3 separate regions of the Homo sapiens genome follow, and all the other regions are linked to region 3. A link is an interaction called in ENCODE POLR2A ChIA-PET data of the cell type or tissue named here. Cell type or tissue: Panc1. All regions are shown on one strand.

Region 1 (4,000 bases), 200 kb after region 3:
ATTGGGCAGAGCAGATAGAGAACCCTTCCATCACGACATAAAAGTTCTAGAGCGCAGCACTGGGGGCTGGCTTCTGCCAGTTCAAGAGCCCTTGAGACAGGGGATTTTCTGACTGGGCAGAGGGATGAAAGATGAGTAAAAATCTTTGTCCTCAAAGGCCCATCTCAGATACTAATTTTGGAGGTGGAAGCTTAGAGAGACACTGAGGTGAGCTCCAACAAGCCTGCAATCTCCCCCAGATGGCAGGCAGTCCAAATGCTAAGCTGAGTCCATCCATGGAGAAAGGAAAAAGTCAGAAGCAAAGTTGGGGCACAGGATTCCTGCTGCCACCTCAAGCTATTACATCCTCCTCAATTGCAAAGGCAGGGACAGACAGGTTCCTTACCTGGGCAGGAGGTGTGTCCACTCTGGATGGGTGACTTTGTTCCAGGGTGCACCCAGCTGGTTGACTTTTCCTCATCACTGCAGAAAGATCAATAAGAAAGTGTCAGCTACAAGAGAGGCTTTTCTGAGCAGGACACTCATCTCCAGATTCACATTAACACCGACTATTCAATCCCAGACACATGAGATGAGAGCATCCACAAGGCTGTTCATTCATTCACATTCACAGAGAATTATTTACTAAGCACACTCTGAGGATTTCAGGATGAATAATATCGAATCCCTAACCTCAAAGAATCTACATCCCACTGGGAAACAAATGCATAAAAAGATAGCTGCAATACAATATGATAGGCACTGTAATCCCTATTGTAACTATGTGTAGAAAGTGTGATACCATCGCAAAGAAACAAGGGCTACCTGGCATGAGGTTAAGGAAGGGGAAGCATGAAGGCTTCACGGCAGAGGCAATGTTAGAGATGATTGCTAAAGTCAGGTGGGAAAAACAAGGAAGGTCCTTAACTGGCAGCTTCTCGAATGGATAAGAAAAGGAGGAGACTGCATGAACCCATAGTCCTTATGTGTCAACAATGCTACATATTTTTCATTCACGACATTCCCTCACACTGGAAATTTTACAGATTATGAATCGAGGTTCAGAGAAGTTAAGAAATTTGGCCAAAGTCACAACCTAGATCTGTCCCTAGATTCAGACCTAGATTCAGACCTAGATCTGTCCCCGACAAAACTCTTTCTGATACCTCACACCCAGCAAGGCAGGCTCCCCAGCAACACAGACCCTCTGGGCTCTAGATTGGATGGCAGATGAAGCCATCATCATTTCTCAATCCCCACCGACCAAGTGACACAGACTTCCAGAGCCAGATGTGATCCAGCAAGAAGCATCTGACTGTCTTGGCTACTTCAGGTATGTGGAGGAAGGGACTCTCAGGTCACGTGGATCACCCAGGCTTTAGGATGGCATCTTGGAGCCCAGGACAAGACTCTACTCAATGTCTTTAAGGTATAATGGATGTAGAATAAACTCCACTAAGAAAGACTCCATTAAACTTTTATTAAAATGAGATATCGAATAAACGCCCTAAAAAATTTACAATTTAATAGTTTTGACTTATCTATACACCTGTGAAACTGCCACCGAAATCAAGATAATGAATTCCCAAACTTTCTGTGTGACCCTTTGTAATTCCTCCTTCCCACCCCCAACCCCAAGCTCTTTCTATCCTCACCCCTCTCCCCAGCAACTGATTTGTTTTCTGTTACCATAGATTAGTTGCATTTTCCAGAGTTTTATATAAAAGGAATCATACAATCATACAATACAGTCATGCAATCATACAATCATACATCTTTCCCTGAAAAACTTTTTTTTTTTTTTTTGACGGTCTCACTCTGCCATCCAGACTGGAGTGCAGTGGCACAATCATAGCTCATTTGTAGCCTCAAACTTCTGGGCTCAAGCAATCCTCCCACCTCAGCCCCCTGAGTGCTAGGACTACAGGCATGTACCACCATGTCTGGCTATATTTTTTCTTTCTTTTTTTTTTTTTTTTTTTTTGAGATAGAGTATCACTCCGTCACCCAGGCTGGAGTGTGCAGTGGCACGATCTTGCCTCACTGAAATCTCTGCCTGGGTTCAAGCAATCCTCCCACCTCAGCCACCCAAGTAGCTAGAGTTACAGGCATGCAACACCACGCCTGGCTAATTTTTCGTGTATTTTCAGTAGAGACGGAGTTTCACCATGTTGGCCAGGCTGATCTCAAACTCCTGACCTCAAGTGCCTCAGCCTCCCAAAGTGCTGGGATTACAGGCGTGAGCCACTGCACCTGGTCTCTGGCTATTTTTTTTTTGCAGAGACAAGGTCTTACTATGTTGCCCAGGTTGGTTACAAACTCCTGACCTCAAGTGATCCTCCTGCCTTGGCCTCCCAAAGCACTGGGATTACAGTGTGAACCACAGCACCCAGCTGTCTGACTTTCGTGCTTTTTTCCATATTGTGGTGTGTGGTCGTTTGATTCCATTTAATTGCTGAATAGTATTCCATTGTAGGAAACACCACAGTGTGTTCATTCATTCACCTGTTGCTGAACTTACGGGTTGTTTTCAGTTCTGGGCCATTACAAAGAAAGCTACTATGAACATTTGTGTACTAGTGTTGGTGTGAAAATATGCTTTTTTTTCTATTGACTCCACTCATTTTCTCTAAGGTTGGACACCTGCTACAGGAAGAGATCTCCCAGCTAACCTACCCCTCTGATAAGCAGAGAAAAAACAAAGTCACTGTTCTAGTGACTTCTGAGCTCAGGCACCATTGAAGAAGACTCTAACATACTGGGTCTCTGGTCTTGGCTTTGGTCCTGGGAGGCAGTGGAAGAGGAAGCCAATAAAAAGGAAGGGTTTGGAGAGAAAGTCAGCCAGTGCCCTCACCTCCATTACATCTGTCCTGAGATTTTTCAGCCCCTGACTCTCCCCTCCTTGCACACTGTCCGCCCCCTCAGATTCCCATCTATCTCTACCCCACTGGATATCACAGACAACCCTATCACACCCTTGACATTCCACCACAGCCCTCAACTTCCTCTTCCCCTTGGCTTGGCACCATCTTGCACCCTTGTCAGCACCACTGTCTGGGACAACGCAGTCACAGGCTGTCTCCACTCCAGCACCGGGCTGATGGGGGAACTGGGCCTCGAAGAACTGGGGTCACTGCAAATCCAGTCTCCCAGCTTAGCTGAGCCCTGAGTGCCACCTAGAATCTTCTTCAAGGTCCCCAGTCAGTTGCCATCTGCAGAGTGCTCCAAGCCTTTCCGGCTAACCTCAGGTCCCAGGGCTGCCTCTGCTACCTAGCCCCTCTCCGGCACAGAGGATCTTATGTCTTAATGAAGAAAAAATAGAAAAGATTAGGTGGGAGCTTTCCCAGTATGCCCAATCACCTCACCACCAAAACTTACCCAGATTCTCACCCATCCTTTAATACTTGTCTTCCTCTGGAGAAGAGGTAGCCCTCTCTCCCCTTTAAGGCTAATCTCTCTGCCTGGGTTATCGTCCCCCTCCTCTTCCATCTTTTATAGAACCTCCTTCTGTTGAGCATCCCAGCCTTGCATCTTCACCTCCTCTCTCTTTATAGGGTCCATCCCTTTATCCTCCTCCTCTGTCTGTGTCTTCTATAGTCTAAACACGCTGCCTCCCACTCAATGCCATGTCCCCTGGCAGCTTCATGTCTCGCACTCCTCATTCCTGACCAAACATTCAACAGTAGTCACTCCTAGCTTTCCCCACTTTCTGGCCTTTCATTCACCAATCCACTGCAACCTGGTTTCTGTTCCCAGCTCTCTCCTGAAACCACTTTCCTAGACGTCATTAGAGGCCTCCCCCTCTCCTAAATCCACTAGGCATTTTTTAGCCTTTGGCCCGTTTGGCTTTTCTGCTGCATCCAATACTGTTGAATTCCTTCCTTTTTTCTTCTTAACATCCCTCTTCCTTGCCTTCTGGGGTGGCATTCTACCCTGGTCCTGGTGCTGCCCACCTCTGCAACCTCTCGGTCTTACTCTCCAGCCTGGCCTCTGTTCCTCTGTCCCTTCCTTGACACTGGTG
Region 2 (4,000 bases), 60 kb after region 3:
ATCTCTTGTCAGTTCTTGCTGTTCCCCATCCTGCTCTACCCTGTATTCTCATTCTGTGCTACATATTTTGGGCAGCTGAATTAGTGTGACTTGTATTGATTTCTTCTTTTTATTTTTTAAGAAACAGTGTCTTGCTGTCACTCTAGCTGGAGTACAGTCACAGAATCATAGCTCACTGCAGTCTCCAACTCCTGGCCTCGAGTCCTCCCATCCCAGCCTCCTCCCAAGTAGCTGGGACTATAGGTGAATCCACCATGCCCAGCTACTTGTTAAACATGTTTTTATAGAGATAGGGTCTTGCTTTGTTGTCAGGCTGGTCTCAGACTCCTGGTCTCAAACAATCTTCCCACCTTGGCCTCCCAAAGTGCTAGGATTACATGCATGAGGAGCCAACCACACCCGGCTAACTTCCAGTGATTTCATATTATAGAAGTTCTAATCCATCAACTAGAATGTAAGCTGTTGAGGACAGGACTTATGAGTCATAATTTTTCCATATTTCTAAAATTTAATGGAAAGAAAATTTAAGTGATGTCTTGGGCTACATCCAGCTCTGTACTTAATAGCTGTGTAGCCCAGGAATCCTTTAATTTCTCTTGACTTTGTTTCCCCATCTGCAAAATAGGGATAATAATTCCTAACCCAATGTTGTTAAAAGGATTAAATGAAATAACATGAAAGGGATTTGTGGATTATACTGTGCCATGCAATGGTGAGCTATTATGATTATCTTCATCGCAGCCAGCCCAGTGCTAGGCACAGAGGAGATGCTCCAGAAATGGGTGTAAGTGACAGCTATTTCTGTGTGGTGAATTCTGTACTATTCTCTATTAAGTGAATTTTGTATAATTCATTTCAACAAACATAATTAAGGCATTCCTTTTTGTGAGTTATTTTCTTTAAACAAGAAAAAGTCAACACTTGAAGGACTCTTCTGCCGATGGGGGAGAGGACTCTCCGGCTCTCCCAGGTGCCCAGCTTGGGTTCTTTCCCCTCTCCTTCCTCTCAAACCCCCCAGGCCCAAGCTGGCCATGCCCTGGGAGTGGGCAGTGTTGGCAGATGCCAGGCTCACGCCTGTGGGTAGCTGGGAAGGCATTACCACTTTGTAGGCTGGCCGGGGACTGGGGTCGGGGGCCGGGCTGGCCGGGAGCTGCAGGCTCCTCCGCTTCTCCCTCATGGAGCCACTCTGGTGCCGCCGCATTCGGTCAATCTGCTCCTCCACGCTCATCTTGACCTTCCCCTCGCCAGGAAACACAGCACTCTTGGGGCGTTCCTGCTGCCATGGGAAAACAGGGCTCTGACAAGTGCCTTATCCCCCACCCAGCTTTTCCATCCTGAACCCTTAACATTTACCTTCTACGGGAAGTCTGCCTGTAGTGGACTGAAGAGTGGTCCCCAAAAGATATGTCCAAGTCCCAACCCCAGGTATCTGAGAGTGTAACCTTATTTAGAAATATGAGATCACCCTGAATTAGAGTGGGCCCTAAATCCAATGGTGTGTCCTCATAAGAGACAGAAAAGAAGATGACATACAGAGTAGAGGTGACATGAAGAGGGAGGCAGAGATCGGAGTGGTTCATTTACTCAGAAAGGAATGCCAAGGATTGCCAGCAATAACCAGAAGTTTGGAGAGAAACCTACAAGAGATTCTCCCTCAGGGCTTCCAGAAGGAGCCAACCCTGCCACCACCTGGATTTTAGACTTGTGGCCTCCACATCCATAAGAGCATACACTTCTACTGTTTTAAGCCACCCTGTGTGTGGTGATTTGTCACAGCAGTCCTAGGAAACTAACACAGATTTTGATACTGGGAAGGGGTTGCTGCTATAACACATACCTAAAAATGTGGTAGAGACTTTGTAATTGGCTAACGGGTAGAGGTTGGGAAAATTTCAAGGTGTATAATAAAGAAAGCCTAGTAGATTTCCTTGAAGAGATGACTGGCAGAAATATGAGCTTTAAAGATGATCTGATGAGGGCTCAGAGGAAGTGAACAGCATAGAAAAGAAAGCTTCTATTGCCCTAGAGAATAGAGTTATGCCTCAGTATCCCAGGGGACTGGTGCTAGGATCCTGATGGATACCAAAATTCATGAATGCTCAAATCCCTGCTATAAAATGGCAAAGATGTGCATATTACCTACACATATCCTCCAGTATACTTTAAATCACCTTTAGATTACTTATAATACCTAATACAATGTAAATGCTATGTAAACACAGTTGTTATCCTGTATTGTTGGGTTTTTTTTCTTTCTTTTTTTTTTTTTTCTGAGATGGGGTCTTGCTCTGTCACTCCAGCTGGAGTGCAGTGGTGCAATCATAGCTCACCACAGCCTTGAACTCCTAGGTTCAAGCAATCTTCCTGCATCAGCCTTCCAAGTAGCTGGGACTACAGACACATGCCACTGCACCTGGCAAATTTTTTAATTATTATTATTTGTAGAGATGAGGTCTTGCTTTCTTGCTCAAGCTGTTTTTGAACCCTTAGCTTCCAGTAATCCTCTTGTCCCAAAGTGCTGGGATTATAGGTGTGAGCCACCATGCCTGGTCTGTATTGCTTGTTATTATTTTATTTTTACTGTTGTTTTGTTTTTTAGTATTTTTCCCCTGAATATTTGTGATCTGTGGTGGCTGAATCCATGGATGCGGAACCCGGAGATATGGAGGGCCCATTGTATATATATCATGAATGGAATGCTGGTAGAAATATGAATGTTAAAGATGCTTCTGGTAAGGTCTCAGAAGGAAATGAGAAACGTGTTATTAGAAAGGGAAGAAAGGCCATCTTTATTATAAAGTGGCAGAAGTGTGGATATATTGTTTTCTACTGTCGAGTGGAAACAGAACTTGAAGGCTGTGATGAACTTAGATATTTAGCTGAGGAGATTTCCAAGCAAAGTGTTGAAGGTGTGGCCTGGTTTCTCTTTGTACTTACAGGAAAATGATACAGAAGATAAATTGAGAAAAGAACCGTTAAGCCAAGAGAAACCAGGGCTTTTTTATTTGGGAGGTTCTCAGCCTACCTAGTTCACAAAGGATGCTTAAGTTAAGAAACTCATTGTAGGAAAAGTGTGCCCTAGAGAGAGGGTCAAGGATGTAGCTGGACAACATTTTGCTAAAGAGATTAGGTATGTCTCATGAACCCAATCGACCATCCCAGAAGAAGCCAGAAATAGAGATAGAGTTATCTAGAATGGATACCCTTGAAATACAAAGGGGGTCTACAAAGTTTTTGAGACTGTTATACATACAGAAACACTGCTAGCTTGTACAGAAAGGACAGAGATAAGATGAAATGGAAAATGAAAATAACTATGGGACCTCTGGGATTCTACAGGCAGGAAATAGGCTAATAGAGCTACTTAACTACAAACACATGCTAACCTTCAAGGAAAAGCAAGAATGACTCAGAGCAAAGCTGTGGATGCAGAGGCAGGGTCCAAAGAGGCAGGCCTAGAGGCAGGGGCTGATGGAGTCTCTGTGGTCCCAGAGGGCAGGGGAGTGAGCCACAGAGGATTATTCTCAGGCCTTGAAACCTAATGGAATTTCCCCTGCTGGATTTCAAGCTTGCTTGGAATGGTGACCCCTTTGTTCCTTCCAATTTCTCCTTGTTGGGACAGGAATGACTTACTTTTTAAAATTTTTATTTTTTAAAATTTATTTTTTAAATAGAGATAGGGTCTCACTATGTTGCCCACACTGGTCTCAAACTTCTGGGCTCAAATGGTCCTCCTGCCTCAGCCTCCCAAAGTGCTGGGATTATAGGTGTAAGCCACCACCCCTGGCCAGGAATGACTTACTTATGCTTGTCCTCCACCATTGTATTTTGAAAGCAGATTAATTTATTCTTTCTTTCTTTTTTTTTCTTTTTCTTTTTTTTTTTTTGTCTAGCTCTGTTGTCCAGGCTAAAGTGCAGTGGCATGACCACAGTTCACTGCAGCCTCCACCTCCAGGGCTCAGACAATCTTCCAGCCTAAGCCTCCTGGAGGAGGCTAGGA
Region 3 (4,000 bases):
CCTTTTGTGGTTTAGATACAATAACTAATCAACACTAATGTTAAAATAGAGGTCATAAGACTGACATAACTGAAATTTTGTGGCAATAAAATACCATATTATAAACAGGACCTAAGGCCATGCCAGGCAAGAGTTAAGTCATGCATCCTTACACTTAAAGAATAAGCTATATTCTCAATGACACAAGGTTTCTCTTTTTCTCTAGCAGCTAAGCAAGCACTGGCCTTAAGACAAGCAATATTAAAACAATTTCAACTCATCCAGTTCATAGATGCTGACTAACTGAACCCCAGTTCCACCAGCCATAACTATAGCTTTGATTGAACAAAAGACTGATTTCACTAATTTTCTCCTGATAATAAGACTGCTGGCCATGAACTGGTTCTAGCTAGTTATAGAGATTGTGCATTTGCATGCCTTTGTGTTCTGAAAAGACCTTTTGATGTACAGGGCCTAATTGTAGTACATTTAAATGTTACGCTTTCACCTCAAGGTAAACATGGGTCATATGTAACATGCATGTTTGTACAATACGCATGTGTCAGGATCACCTTCATAAATATTCGTAGCTTCTTCTGTAACATACATACATTGAATATGTATGCTTAGCCAACTGCTGTCATAGTCCCACAGGAGCCCTGGGTAAAATTGACAGTGGGGAACAAACTTATTGACTTTCTTATTGATACAGGGGCAACGTATTCTGTAGTTAATACCCACCTACCTTAATTCAAAGACTATCTATGATGGTGACAGGAGTGTCAGGGGAGCTGTGACTTGTCTCTTCCTGAAACCTTTAGATTATCATCTTAGAGACCACAATCCATGGGAAAAACTGAAAAGATGAACCATACTCTAAAAAGAAGCATTGCCAAAATATATCAAGAAACTAATTTGACTTGGGATAAGATGTTGCTGATTGCTGTTGTGGATTCGAGTGGCTCCCTCAAGTAGGTTCAAATTGAGCCCCTTTGAAGTATTATCTGGTAGCCCATTCTAGGTTTTTGTCCTGGTGGGAGAACCAACTGATGTTTTAAGAGATTTGGCAATTACCAAATATTAAGACTCTAGGCACTATACTAACTTCTGTTCATGAGTTTGCTTCTAGCAGGACCACTCATCCAGCAGATGTGGTCCTACATCCTTTTCAACTGGGAAATTAGATCCTCCTAAATACCTGGAAAGAACAAGGACCTGAACACCAATTTGCTGCCAAGTGGACAAGGCCATTTGAGCTGCTGGTGAACACACGCTTATCAGTTAAACTTGCTGGAGTAAAGCCATGTGCACATTATACTCAGGTCAAGGCAGTACCACCAGAAGACAGCCCACTAATCCGGAAACCAGGAAAACAGTGGGCTTGTGAGCACTTGAAAGACCGAAAGCTACTGTTTCACAAAAAGATAAGTACAATGAAAATGTATCCCCTATGTGTCTTGCATGTCCTTTAGAGATTTTTGTTTCCTTGGCAAGACAACTCTTGAGTTAGGATTTCTCAATCTATTGCCTCTTTCACTAGCATATCACACTGCCAGATTTGTCATCTTAAACCTTGTTCAGTACATGACCACTCTGATCCTCTAGTTGTTCCTGTACACATAATTTTAGTCATGTAGCCTCTTGGGCATTAGATCTATAGAAGCTGGTTTCTCAAATCATACATAGGATCCAATTGATAACTCCATACCCAGAGGCCCCATGTTTCTTTCTTATGCAGCACCTCATTAGACACTACATGCAAAGCAATAATAAGGACCCACAAGCCTGCAAGCCTACTTTCTTTTTTTTTTTTTTTGAGACGGAGTCTCGCTCTGTCGCCCAGGCAGGACTGCGGACTGCAGTGGCGCAATCTCGGCTCACTGCAAGCTCCGCTTCCCGGGTTCACGCCATTCTCCTGCCTCAGCCTCCCGAGTAGCTGGGACTACAGGTGCCCGCCACCGCGCCTGGCTAATTTTTTGTATTTTTAGTAGAGACGGGGTTTCACCTTGTTAGCCAGGATGGTCTCGATCTCCTGACCTCATGATCCACCCGCCTCGGCCTCCCAAAGTGCTGGGATTACAGGCGTGAGCCACCGCGCCCAGCCGCAAGCCTACTTTCTACTTACCAAATGGCGTCCCTAAGCTAGCCACCTGTTGCTAGCTTAATTCCTCCTCTACAGACCCATATTGATACAATTAGACAACAGGCTACCTGGCTTTAACAAACCTTAGAACACCAAAGCAGGCTTAATCTGGGGGCACTTACAGAGACTGCTTTAAAGACCTATTCTCCTGGATTCCTAGTGTAATTCCATCAATCTTGGGAGGCATTCTTAAATTCAGCCTTGATGTTCTTCTTTTAGTCATGGTGGCCTACGTTCTAGTAAAACTTATTATGTACTGTGTAAACAAAGGTTGTGCAAGTCTCGCTAAAACTATCAAAGCAAAAAGGGAAATGCCGATGATCATTGTTCCTAAAAATGGCACTACGAAATATTTCCTTAGCCAGGTCAAATGGTTTCATTCCATAGTCACCCCTTGTCAACCCTGTTTGGCAGGAAGTAGCCAGGTGAGTAATGATGTCTCATTTTCCCCAATCCCACAAGACTGTGGGATGAACCTTTGACAATGGGGAAATTGAAATAGTGGAGGGAGGCTTAGCATGACTGACTCCATTTTGCCTCTGACCCCCAGGGGTAATATCTTTTAGGTTAAAAGCTTCTGCTTAGCTCTGTACACAGACCAGCTAATTATAGATTAGCTTGCAGTTCAACTTAAAAAAATGATAACAGCTCTTTCCCCCAAACTAAGCCCCAAGGAGATAAGGAAGAATACAGAGAAATAACAATGTTATGTTAAAGATTTATAGGAACATTGTGACCTGACCTAGAAAAAAGAACTTTTACATACTCCTCAGACCCTTGCTGGCACCCAGGTGTCTGCGGTCATCAGTCACCTCTTGATCCCAACCTCTTCCTCTTCCCCCTCCCCTAAATGTAAAAAGTAACCTAAAAGTCATGCTGACTTCAGATGGTTCTTTATGACGCTAGTCCACCATCTTCTTGGTTTTCTGAATAGGGTCGCTTTCTTTGCCCCAACACCTTACCTCTCAGCTTACTTGCTGTTGTGTGGTGAGTGGTGTGTGCTTGGATTTGGTTACATAATCCTCTGGAAGCAGGGAGCTGGGGGAGGAGGGGGTTGTCTATCCTCTGTTGACCTAGTAAGGGTGGGAGAGAAGGGCAGTCTTCAGGGTTTTGGCTTCTGCTAAATAGAGGTAGGGCAGCTGATCTTCCAACTTATTCTCCTCTTTCTGCTTGGCTCTAACTCCCTTTTAGGCCCTGGTTCTCTGCCTCATTTCCTTTTCCCTGTAGCTTTACAAGCAGTCAAGTACAGCTCCCCAGACAGACATCTGGTCCCTAAATCCCAGGATGAGTGCTATTTATTCAGGCTAAGATGCCTATCTTGGCTTTTCCCTGATTATTTTTTAGGGCCCACTTCAAATATTACCCCCTCCTCCATGAAGCAGGCCCTGACTCAGCCTGGAATTGACTGCTTTCTGCTGTAGGCTTCCACAGCATGGCTACAAGCCCTTCTATGACAGCACCAACTTAGCTGCTTTTGCAGCAGAGTTCTTTATGTATGTATGAATATGATTTTTGCCCACAGTGGTGCTTAATATTTATTAAGTGGATGAACTAGTGAACTGCAATGGGCAGTGCAAAGAGCCCTGGGTTGGTGGTCAGGGACTTGGATCCTAGTCTTCATTCTACCATAAATTTGCTATGTGATGTTGGATCCCTCCTTTCTCCTCTTTGGACCTCAGTTTCCAAATCTGTACAGTGAAGCAGATGGCTGGATGGCACCAAGGGTGTCTTCATGCTCTGATACCCTAATATTCTAATATTCTGTGCCTCCAGGGTACTGCCCTCTACACCAGCTCCACACCAGCTGTGGGCAGTACAGACAATGAGAGGAGCTCATCTCTGTGGCTAATGTTTTGGCTAATTAATGTGTTTTGACCT

Evidence for each region. ChIA-PET counts read pairs that join two places held together with the same protein. Peaks named below come from ENCODE experiments on the same cell type or tissue, not always from the same donor. Only the 100,000 strongest peaks of a DNase experiment are listed, where the experiment ranks them.
Region 1: POLR2A ChIA-PET joins it to region 3 with 5 read pairs; 12 of 35 experiments call an interaction of 5 or more read pairs at or near these places.
Region 2: POLR2A ChIA-PET joins it to region 3 with 5 read pairs; 2 of 35 experiments call an interaction of 5 or more read pairs at or near these places.

What each region holds. Positions count from the first base shown.
Region 1 is chr1:204,371,145-204,375,144 of GRCh38, forward strand. It overlaps a transcript of PLEKHA6 not described here. Among named protein-coding and RNA genes, the nearest start is that of LINC00628, 3.4 kb to the left of the region's middle. In Panc1, no CTCF peak of the experiment used is centred here; no DNase peak of the experiment used is centred here.
Region 2 is chr1:204,229,314-204,233,313 of GRCh38, forward strand. PLEKHA6 (pleckstrin homology domain containing A6) reads right to left here. Exons shown (of 23, transcript NM_014935.5): 18 at 1,100-1,273. Among named protein-coding and RNA genes, the nearest start is that of GOLT1A, 17 kb to the left of the region's middle. In Panc1, no CTCF peak of the experiment used is centred here; no DNase peak of the experiment used is centred here.
Region 3 is chr1:204,169,423-204,173,422 of GRCh38, forward strand. No RefSeq gene overlaps it. Among named protein-coding and RNA genes, the nearest start is that of REN, 5.1 kb to the left of the region's middle. RefSeq lists a promoter at 1-4,000, cis regulatory regions at 1-833, 2,540-2,578 and enhancers at 2,201-2,792, 2,474-2,699. In Panc1, no CTCF peak of the experiment used is centred here; a DNase peak (open chromatin) is centred at 2,409.